Linked DNA regions of Homo sapiens: region 2 is linked to region 1. Evidence: chromatin loops called from intact Hi-C (ENCODE). Cell type or tissue: PC-3. All regions are shown on one strand.

The links. A loop is a pair of places that touch in the nucleus more often than their neighbours do. Peaks named below come from ENCODE experiments on the same cell type or tissue, not always from the same donor. Only the 100,000 strongest peaks of a DNase experiment are listed, where the experiment ranks them.
Region 2: a loop joins it to region 1, with 5 times the contacts of the local background. A loop is called at or near these places in 1 of 110 quality-filtered maps.

The regions. Positions count from the first base shown.
Region 1 is chr14:62,000,650-62,005,649 of GRCh38, reverse strand. All of the region lies in intron 3 of SYT16 (synaptotagmin 16), which reads right to left. Among named protein-coding and RNA genes, the nearest start is that of LINC00644, 140 kb to the left of the region's middle. In PC-3, no CTCF peak of the experiment used is centred here; DNase peaks (open chromatin) are centred at 1,739, 2,829 and 3,479; H3K4me3 peaks cover 2,055 bases; H3K27ac peaks cover 4,492 bases.
Region 2 is chr14:61,892,460-61,897,459 of GRCh38, reverse strand. All of the region lies in intron 1 of SYT16 (synaptotagmin 16), which reads right to left. Among named protein-coding and RNA genes, the nearest start is that of SYT16, 82 kb to the right of the region's middle. In PC-3, CTCF peaks have their summits at 2,599 and 2,804 (motif pointing left); a DNase peak (open chromatin) is centred at 2,779; H3K27ac peaks cover 61 bases.

The sequences.
Region 1 (5,000 bases):
TCTTTATCATTTTCTACTGCTCTTATTTTGCCTGTGAAATGGAAAGAAGTGGGTGGAATTCAAAGTCATAATGCTGTTTAAGGACTAATGTGAAAACTTCCAGGAAGCTAAAGGGAGCATACTTTTCCCTCTTCTTCCCTCTAAGTACCACCCTAAACCCTAGACATTGTCTATAAAACAGAGATCAGAAGACTGAGAAGTACAGAGAAGAAGGCAGAATGGATAGGAACCTTGGGACTCAAGGAACAACACAGTCGTGAGTTCCCTGGGCTCTTTTACCTCATATATCCCAGACCTGAAGCTGAAGAAGCTGGCAACACAAAAATGTCAATGTACACCGACCAAAACAAAAGTCTCAATAAAGGCTTGCTCTTTCTTCCCAAAGGACTAGGAAAAGGGCAGCCTAGTAAGCCAGAAAATGTTTAGATAGGACCTGCTCTACTCCAGCCAAACAGCACAGAAAAAAATTGTGTCCTCATCTTCACCCATGACAAGGCCACATAGGGAACCTAGACTTCCATCCTCACCAATCTGTAATGAGGCAACCCAATACTCTCACAAGGCATGCCAGACAAGGCCAAGCTAGGAACTGGAACTTCTATCCCTGATGCCAGAGGTGAGTATCCCCCACCCACACAGTGTTCACTGGAGACCATCTGGGAAGCCTCATCTACCACCCCTGCCTGGAAGTCATGAGGCACACCTCCCCCTCCCCATTTAGGTGATGTCAAGGGAGGTCTAGTAGAGACCCAAGACTTTCACCACAACCCAGTGGTAATGAGGCCACCCACACCGCAGGGTCAGTGGAAACCACATGAGGAGATGGAACTCCCATCTTAACTCAGCATTAATGAAGAGCACCTCTTCAAGGGTCAAAGATGCCAAGAGGGGAACCTCGTCTTCTGCCTCCACAGTAATGAGGTGGTATCCCATTGCATGCCAGAACCATGTCACAGACTCTTCATGGCACGTCTTTTTGGTGGAACAATGACAAAATAATGACAATTATTTCTCTTTATATGTTCATATTCTCTTAGGTTCCTTCTTACAAGCTACTATAATAGTTCTCCAATATTCTCCCCTCCAATTTAGCCTCCAAACTGATGCTAAAGTTATCCTTCTATATCAGAGTTCTGTGGGTGCTACCCTTGATTAAGATCTTTCTAAGATTCCCAACTGTTTACAGGATTATACGGTTTCCCTCTGTGTCCCCACTCAAACCTCATCTTGAATTGTAATCCCCATGTGTGGAGGGAGGGACAAGGTGGGAGGTGATTGGATCATGCAGGCAGTTTCCCCCATGCTGTTCTCATGATAATGAGGGAGTACTCATGAGATCTGAGGGTTTAAAAGTGACGCTTCCCTTTTGCTCACTCTCGCTTGTGCGCTCTCTCTCTCTGTCTCTCTGTCTCTCCTGTTGCCATGTAAGATGTGCCTTGCTTCTCCTTCACCTTCTGCCATAATTGTAAGTTTCTTCAGGCCTCCCCAGCCATGCAGAACTATGAATCAATTAAAGCTTTTTTCTTTATAAATTACCCAGTCTCCGGTATGTCTTTATAGCAGTGTGAAAATGGACTAATACACAGGATGAAGGCTAAATTCTTAACACAAAAACCAAAGACCTTCCCAATCACAGCCTTAGCTCTAGCCTCATGATCCATCCCTGAAAATGTCAGGCTTGTTCACATGTCAGCATTCACGACATTTCCTCCAGGTGGAATGCCTTTCTCCTTTCATTCACTTATTAAATTCTGACTCATCCTGACAAGAACTTTATCTGATCACCTCTGGCAAAATCATCACAAAAGTTATCACGTACATAACTATAACTTCTCACAAACTTTTTTTATAGGATTGGTTACATATATCTTACACATCACAGAACTCTTTAATGGAAGACCAATATGTTCTTTACACAATTATCCCTCAGCCCAAACATGCTACCCAGTTTAATAAGAATGTCCAATTCAATTTCACAGTGTAGTGTTAAGCATATAAACTCTATGTTCCAGCTTCCACTTAAGATGTAGACAGTTGGAAATAATGCTCCCACTCTTTAAACAACAACAAAATTTATATAAGTGGTCAAATCACATATTTTCTTAAACTCAGCAACCAACTAGTCCAAAAGTTAAAAAGAGGCAACTTATCTCAAGGAGAGAAAGAACACAAGCACTTGCTGGCAAGGGGCAGATACTAGATTCATACAAGCTGGTAAGAATTAAATGAATATTTTCCAGTTATTTGTAAAGGCCCAGTGGACTAGCACAGAAGTACAGAACCCATGGGAGTCACAAACCAAATGGAAATTCAAGCCCACTTAGAAGTTCTTCACAGAGCTCACCAGGCACTCACAAGAAAGACGGGTGGAGAGCAGGGGCAGAGAAAGCTGCTGTCGTGATACAGTCATGAGGAAGGGGAACAATGGCTACTACAGGCAAAATAAGAAGCCCCACCAAGATTCTGCTCTTGAATTTCCACTATGAAACAAAAGCCTTAGGCCACTTGGGGAAGGGTAGCTGATAAGTTTTGGCTGTGTCCCCACCCAAATCTCATCTTGAATTGCAGTTCCCATAATCCCCACATGTGGTGGGAGGGACCCAAAGGGAGGTAACTGAATCATGGGGGTGGTTTCCCCCATGCTATTCTCATAATAATGTGTAAGTTCTCATGAGCTCTGATGGTTTTACAAGGGACTTCCCCCTTTACTCAGCTCTCATTCTTCTTGCTGCTGTCATGTGAAGGATACATTTGCTTCCCCTTCCACCATGACTTTAAGTTTCCTGAGGCCTCTCCAGCCCTGTGGAACTATGAGTCAATTAAACCTCTTTTCTTTTTAAATTACCCAGTCTCAGGCAGCTCTTGATAGCATCATGAGAATGCACTAATACAACAGCAAATCCTGTTGCTTTCAGACCACAGGTAAAGACACGTTAAGGTGAGTAAGCAGAACAGAGTAAACACTTCTATCCCTGGGGAAGGGGCAGGAAAAACTCCTGGGGTCAGACCACTGCAGATTCCCCTGTCTCCGGGGAGAGAGGCAGGATTACTGAGAACGTCCTAACCTCAAGACATAGGAACACAGCAATTGCCTAAGACCGAGAGCACTCTACAACAGCAGGAAACACAACCTCCAACTCAACCACATCACACTAGCAAACAATAAGTAATGCATAATAACAGGCTTTTCCTGGGAAGGGGCAAAAGCCTGAAAGGAGAGACACTCTCTGATGCATAGGCAAAAAGAGGAGACGATGTTAAAGATGGAGCCAATATTGACAAAACTGTGTAACAAACAAGCCCCTACCCTAAACACAATGTAGTAATAGAGCATTTTGAAGCCTGTATTGCACTGAGATGAACGATAACAACAAAACAAAAACCCAACTCAAATGCTGACTAAACTGACTCAACCCCCTCACACTAAACATCCTGCATTAGAAAAGATTTGCTCACTTCCAGGCAAAAAATATCGCATACTTTCCCTACATATAATGTTCTATTTTCAGTCATAAATTACAAGACAAACAAAAAAGAAACAAAGAAAAACATCCTGTCTAGAGACAAAACAACCAAGACAGCCAAACTCAAATATGACTCAGATATTGGAACTATCAGACAAGGAATTTTAAAATAACTGTGATTAATATGTTAAAAGCCATAATGAAAAGGGGGGAATGTACATGAAGTGATGAGCAGAGGGACTGAAACTATTTTAAAATGCAATCAAATCAAAATGCTAGACACGAAAAACACGGTAACAAAAATAAAAAAGGCTTTCGTAGACTTGATGCTGTCAAAGAAAATATTAGTAAACTTGAAGATATGTTAGTAGGTACTACCCAAGCTGAACTACGAAGAAGAAAAAAAAGTGATGAAACAAAGAAAAATATCTGAGAGCTGTGGGATAATACCAATCTAATATTTGTACAACTGAATACCAGAAGGAGGAACAAGAGAGAATGGGGTAGAATAAATATTTGAAGACATGATCACCAAAACTTTTTCAAAAGTAATGAAAGCATTAAACCCACAGACCTAATAAGCTTAGAAAACACAAGAAAAACAAATACCAAAACATACACATGCATGCATGTCCATGCACAAACACTCCTAGACACACTCTACTGAAGTCCAAAGATAAAGACAAAATCTTCAAAGCTCCAAGTGAAAGAAACACATATTACATGCAGAAAAATAAATGAAAGTATTATAGCAAGCCATAAGATAGTGAAATGGCAATCTTAAAGTGCTGAAAGAAAATGACTGTCAACCAACATTCTATACCTAGCTAAAATATTTTTCAAATAATTGAGAAAATTTTTCAAGCAAAAGCTGACATAATTCTTTAGCAGCATATATACAGTATAAGAAATGTTAAAATGAAGAATGCTTCAAATTGAATAAATGAAGGTAATAAATAAAAATAATTAAAATATTTTTAAACATAAATGTCACGCATTTTTCAAAGAAAAGTTGAGATAATTCATAAGTGGTATATGTTCATGTGGCATAAATGAGGTAAATATAATCTTTTTATCTTTTTAAATTTTTGGTTTTGAGGAGGGGTTTTTAAAAATTATTTTTAGAGATGGGGTCTCAATCTGTCACCTAGGCTGGAGTGCAGTGGCACAATCACAGTTCACTGCAGCCTTAAACTCCTGGGCTCAAGCATTCCTCCCACCTCAGCCTTTTTTTGTCTTATTTTAACCATTCTAAGAGATAACCAATAGTCTAGGGCAAAGCAGTATCAGCGTATTATACGTTTATTGCATGTATAAGACTAAAATATATGACATCAATAAAACAAAGGATAAGCAGGAAGAATTGAGTATACTGTTGCAACATCATCAAACTATACATGAAATAGTACAGTATTATTTCAAGATAGACTGAAGTTAATTAAAGATCCATGCATTAGGGATCCTAGGATGACCATTAAGCCTTTTTTTAACATGAGCCCAGAGTGGATATATAATGAAATCATAAAAATACTCAGT
Region 2 (5,000 bases), 110 kb after region 1:
GGTGGAGCTGACACAGCACCATGCACTGGTTGATGGAAGCACAACTTTTTCCACCCGCTTTCCACAAGATCAACACCTCCACTGTGAGGCCGCTTTGCTCTTACCTGTAGACAACGTAAAGAAAATTCTAAAAACAATGCTGTCTCCTTAAATTCCTCTTCATTTCATGCTGCTTCCACGTTCTAGACCAGGGGTCAGCAAATTTTTCTGGAAAGGGTCAAACAGTAAGTATTTTCGGTGTAGGCCATATGGTCTCTGTTGCTACTCCTCATCTCTGCCAATGTAGTGTGAAAGTAGCCATAGACAATACGTAAACAAGTAAGCATGGTTGTGTTCCAATAAAACTTTATTTATAGACATTGAAACTTGAATTCCACATAATGTTCACATGAAATATTCTTTTTTTTCCCACCACTTGAAACTGTAAGAACTATTCTTTGCTCATACAAAGCAGACAGTGGAACAAAGCCCAGAGGCCATAGTTTGTTGACCTCTGTCTTAGATCATCTCAATTTAATAGGATAAATCTCAGTTCTAACAAGCAACTAATTCTGGTCCCAAGTAATACATAAAAGGAAACTTTATTAACCATTTCTTTTTGAGTTTTTGATATGGGAGGAGGGGGCTAGAGTTTACATATTTCTTTATAAATAATGCAAAATTATAAGATGAGCATCTAAAGTGCATAAAGCAAAATATTTTCAAGCACAACATATATAAGTGAAAACACTATTATATATTCATTTTTTAAAGTGTGACAAGGTCCCTATTTGGCATATTTTACTGGCCTATGTTGAATGGGCATGTATTCAGTCCAAAAACCTCTATTTCTTTCTGTAGTCTATAACCCAGAATTTTCATTAACTCATTCTGGCCTTACCACCACCACCCATTTTCAGTCTGAATGGGTAACTGGCCATACCCAAGGATTTTGTTCCAGAGCAACTGTTAAGGCACAACTTCATGGTTGACAATATACTTGAGCCTTCAACTAGTCCTCTCTGTGCTATGACTTTAGAAGCATTTCTCAAGGACACTCTATCCTCTTCCCAAAACCCTTTCCACTATGAGTAGGTATGTGGAAATGAAGTAGGCAATTATGTGATAAAACCTCACTTCAGTGTGGGGACTCCAGGACAAAGGGGTTTGTACATTACTTCCCAGGTATAGCCCAGGGGACCTGTACACCTTGCAGGAAGACCTCTAGTCCAGCTTGGTCCCCACAGCAGTGTGTGAGTGACGTATGGGGGTTCTTGCCCATATAAGCAAGAATAAGCCTTAGCTGAGCCTCACAAAGCACAGGGCCAGAGAAGATCTGGAAAATTCTGACCGGTTTCTACCCATCCCATCCCCCACGCCCACCAAGTTCCAAAAAAAAAAAAATGGCTCCAAAGCGACCAGTTGAGATCTCAGAGAGGTGTAAGGGCAAAGACCAAAGAACAAACTACAGTAATGACAAGGTAGCCCAGCGCAAACAGAGGGCAATCATGAACCACACTGTCCCCACGCGCACTGCCAGGCTGGAGATAAAACCCTAAGAGGTTAGCTCATCCTCTGAGGAGAAGTGATCATAGAAAAAAATTCCTAAATAACTAATATTTACCTAAAAATGCAGAATAAATGTACCTTAAATTGACAAGATTAATTTTTTTTTACAATTCAGGGTAATAAAGACTCAAAAATCCAATTAATTCAGAATAGTAGGAGTAACAGTGGTAGTAATGCAAGAGTAACAGTAGCAGTAGTAGTAACAATATAGTAGAAATACATAGTAACAGCAGCAGCATCAGTGGTGTGGTAGTAGTAATACAATAGTAGCTAGTGGTGGGGGTAGCAGTAATAGTAAAATACAGCTAATATTCACTGAGTACTTTCTATTTGCCAGGCCCTGTTTTAAGCATTTTACATAAAAGTACTCATTTAATCCTCACAACAACCCTTTGAGACAAGTATTTATATTCATTTTGCAGATGAGAAAACTCAGACACAAAAAGGAACAGCTTGAACAAGAAAAAGATTCAATGAATATTTGCTGAGCTGAAAAGTGGACACATTTATGAAATCAAACATAAGCAGGAAGTGGTACCCACACAAAATCAGCAAGGTGTGGGCATCCCAAAGTCACTGGCAAAGTTTCTTGGTGCTCTAGATTTGGAAGCCAGAGGGATTCAGCATTAGAGGAAGAACTTTGATTTTTTTAAAAAAAATTTAACTAAACAAAAGAGATAAGGATGGGAAACCATCAGAGGTTAAGTTGTTATCAACCTACCTGTGCGATCTAATCATTACCTCCATTCCTTCACATTAGTTCACAATGGATTCCTTTATTCTTCCTCTGATATAATGCCATTAACGATACCAACTTCCAAAAATGAGGTTTCTAGAGCCCCCGTTGTTTCTGCCGTTCTGCACTGCAAGCAGTGGGCAGAGCTGAGGAGTGAGGCAGCTGGCAGGGAGCAAATGTCATTGGGCCCAGATGGGCCAATGCTTTGAGACAGTGTTGGAGCCCACAGCTACTCCTGGTCCAGAAACTGCCCCCCAACAAGCCATGACCCCATCTCTTTGGTAATTTGATATCCTGTCATTTGATTGCATTTTTTCCATGCAAAAGTCCTTAGTGGTAAATATTTATTTTATAATTAAAGCGATTTTAAGTTTTAAAAACATGATGGTTTCCTACTTAGCCACAGGGAAGATTTGTCATCCCAATTAGGAAATGAAGTGATTCTTGAGTGTGCACAGAATCCAGCCTCCCTCTCTGAGAAGACCACACTGGGCCCTAGATAATCACGCCACCTAGCGGCACACTTGTTCTTCTGAGAACCTCCCTCAATCTGAAATGAGGGTGCCCAGCCATCAGTTAAATTATTCCATCTCACAGCCTATGAATTTCAATAAATATACCATCTGTTCACCTTCTGTGTGGGAGTTCAATCATCTTCTTGGCAGCAGGATTATTCTACAGCAATTACCTATGTCTTTATCACCTCTCATTGAGCTGCAGCAGCCATCTCTGTAAAACCAAAAAGTTTTAAACCACAGTTGCTGCAGATAGGACGGTCTTATGTCTAGAACACAAAAAAGATGTCTACACTTGATTTGGGGGGCAGGGGGTGGGTACGGAGAGAGAACCGAGAACCTAATGAACAGGCTTTTTTTTTTTTTTTTAATTTCGAGACAGAGTTTCGTTCTTGTTGCCCAGGCCGGAGTGCAATGGCGCAATCTCTGCTCACTGCAACCTCAGCCTCCCGGGCTCAAGCGATTCTCCTTCCATGGCCTCCTGAGTAGCTGGGATTACAGGCACCTGCCACAATGCCCGGCTAATTTTTTGTATTTTTAGTAGAGATGGGGTTTTACCATGTTGGTCAGGCTGGTCTCGAACTCCTGACCTCAGGTAATCTGCCCGCCTTGGCCTCCCAAAGTGCTGGGATTACAGGCATGAGCCACCATGCCAGCCAGGCCTTTTTTTCCTGAGCTGTGGGGTAGAACTGAGGAGCCTTCTCCTTAGACTGCCAGGTTTTGATGTGTTGAGGTAACAAGATTTGCAAAAGAAAAAGGCCACCGCTGAGAGAGGAGCCACAGGCTCTCAGATGCGGAATCAGAAGATGCAGAATCGGGGGACATGGGACCTACCTCCAGCTCTGCCACCATGTGCACAATCAAGTTGCCTGAGCCTCAGTTTCCTCTTCTGTAAAATGGGGAGGTTGGAATGGTGACCACTGAACTTCCCTTTGGCTCTGAAATCATAAGATTCTAGTGGATGGAAAATGGGAGCCTACAGTGCAGCCCACGCCCAGATGTACCACTGATTTGCTGAGCTTCACTGAGTTGCTAAGTAAAATTACAGCTAAAAAAAGAAAACGTCACAAGCACCCAAGTGATTTGAATGCTTTTTAAATCTGGATTATTATTAATGATTCTTTTTGCACAGTATATGAGAGGAGGAAACAAAGGCTTGATGAGGTTAATTTGCTCCAGGTCACCCCCTAGAAAATGGGGAAGCTGAAACTTAACTTATGCCATTTGGTTCCAAAGTCTAAGCTCTTATACAGTGCCATATTGGAAGGCTTCACATAAAAGCAGAATTTCAGGACAATATCTAAAATCAAAGAAGGAATGAAAGGCATTTCAGAGGAAAGCATAAACGTACAAGTCATAAATACCCAGCGTTAACTTTATATTGGTTTAGTACCAGCTGCTTGTCATCCAATTATGTATCCAAACAGCCTGGCTATGGCCATAACAATGCTGTGTGCTCCCCAAACCACATTCACTTTCTTTCTGGGCACATAAGAACACGAAGTTTCCCAGTATCTCTTCTGGTAAGATCAAGAACAGGAACTGGGTTCCAGTTAATGGGAAGTGTGCAGGAATTCTCTACACCACATGAGTGTCGCTATAACGGCCTGTTTTATACTCTTTTCCTCCTATTGATGCCCTGGAAGTGAAGGACTCCAGTACAGCAGGACCACACCTGAGTCACCACACTGAGGAAGGCTTGTGGAAGGCGGCCCCACCTGCACTGGACCGTGGCAAAGGGAAGGAAAAAAAAAAACCGTTTATTCTGTATTTTACTGAGATGTGGGGGTTGTTTGTTACAGCCACTACCAACCAAGCCTGGCCAATGGGAACAGTAATGGTGCCTTAGTTTTCTTGCCGGCCCGGTATCTAATCCCCTTTCTTCTGAATGCAGTCCTCAATTCCCCTTCTCCAGCACTCTGATGTACCTGAACTTCAGTCCACATGGTTCAGAAAGGGATGTCACCACCCCCCATCGGTTCTAAAGCCTCTTGGTCCCCACATCAGCCAAATGAGAGTCAATCCTGAGACTTTTTACTGGAACTATTGTGAAAGGGAAACTCTTTTTCCACTGGGAAGGCCAAGCTGGGGATACAAGTCTGGAGCAGCAGGCAGGTCACCACGGAGGAGAGTCAGCCCTGGAACAAAATTAGCAAAGGGAGCAACAGAGCCATGAGAGGGCTGGGGTGAGGAAGAATAAA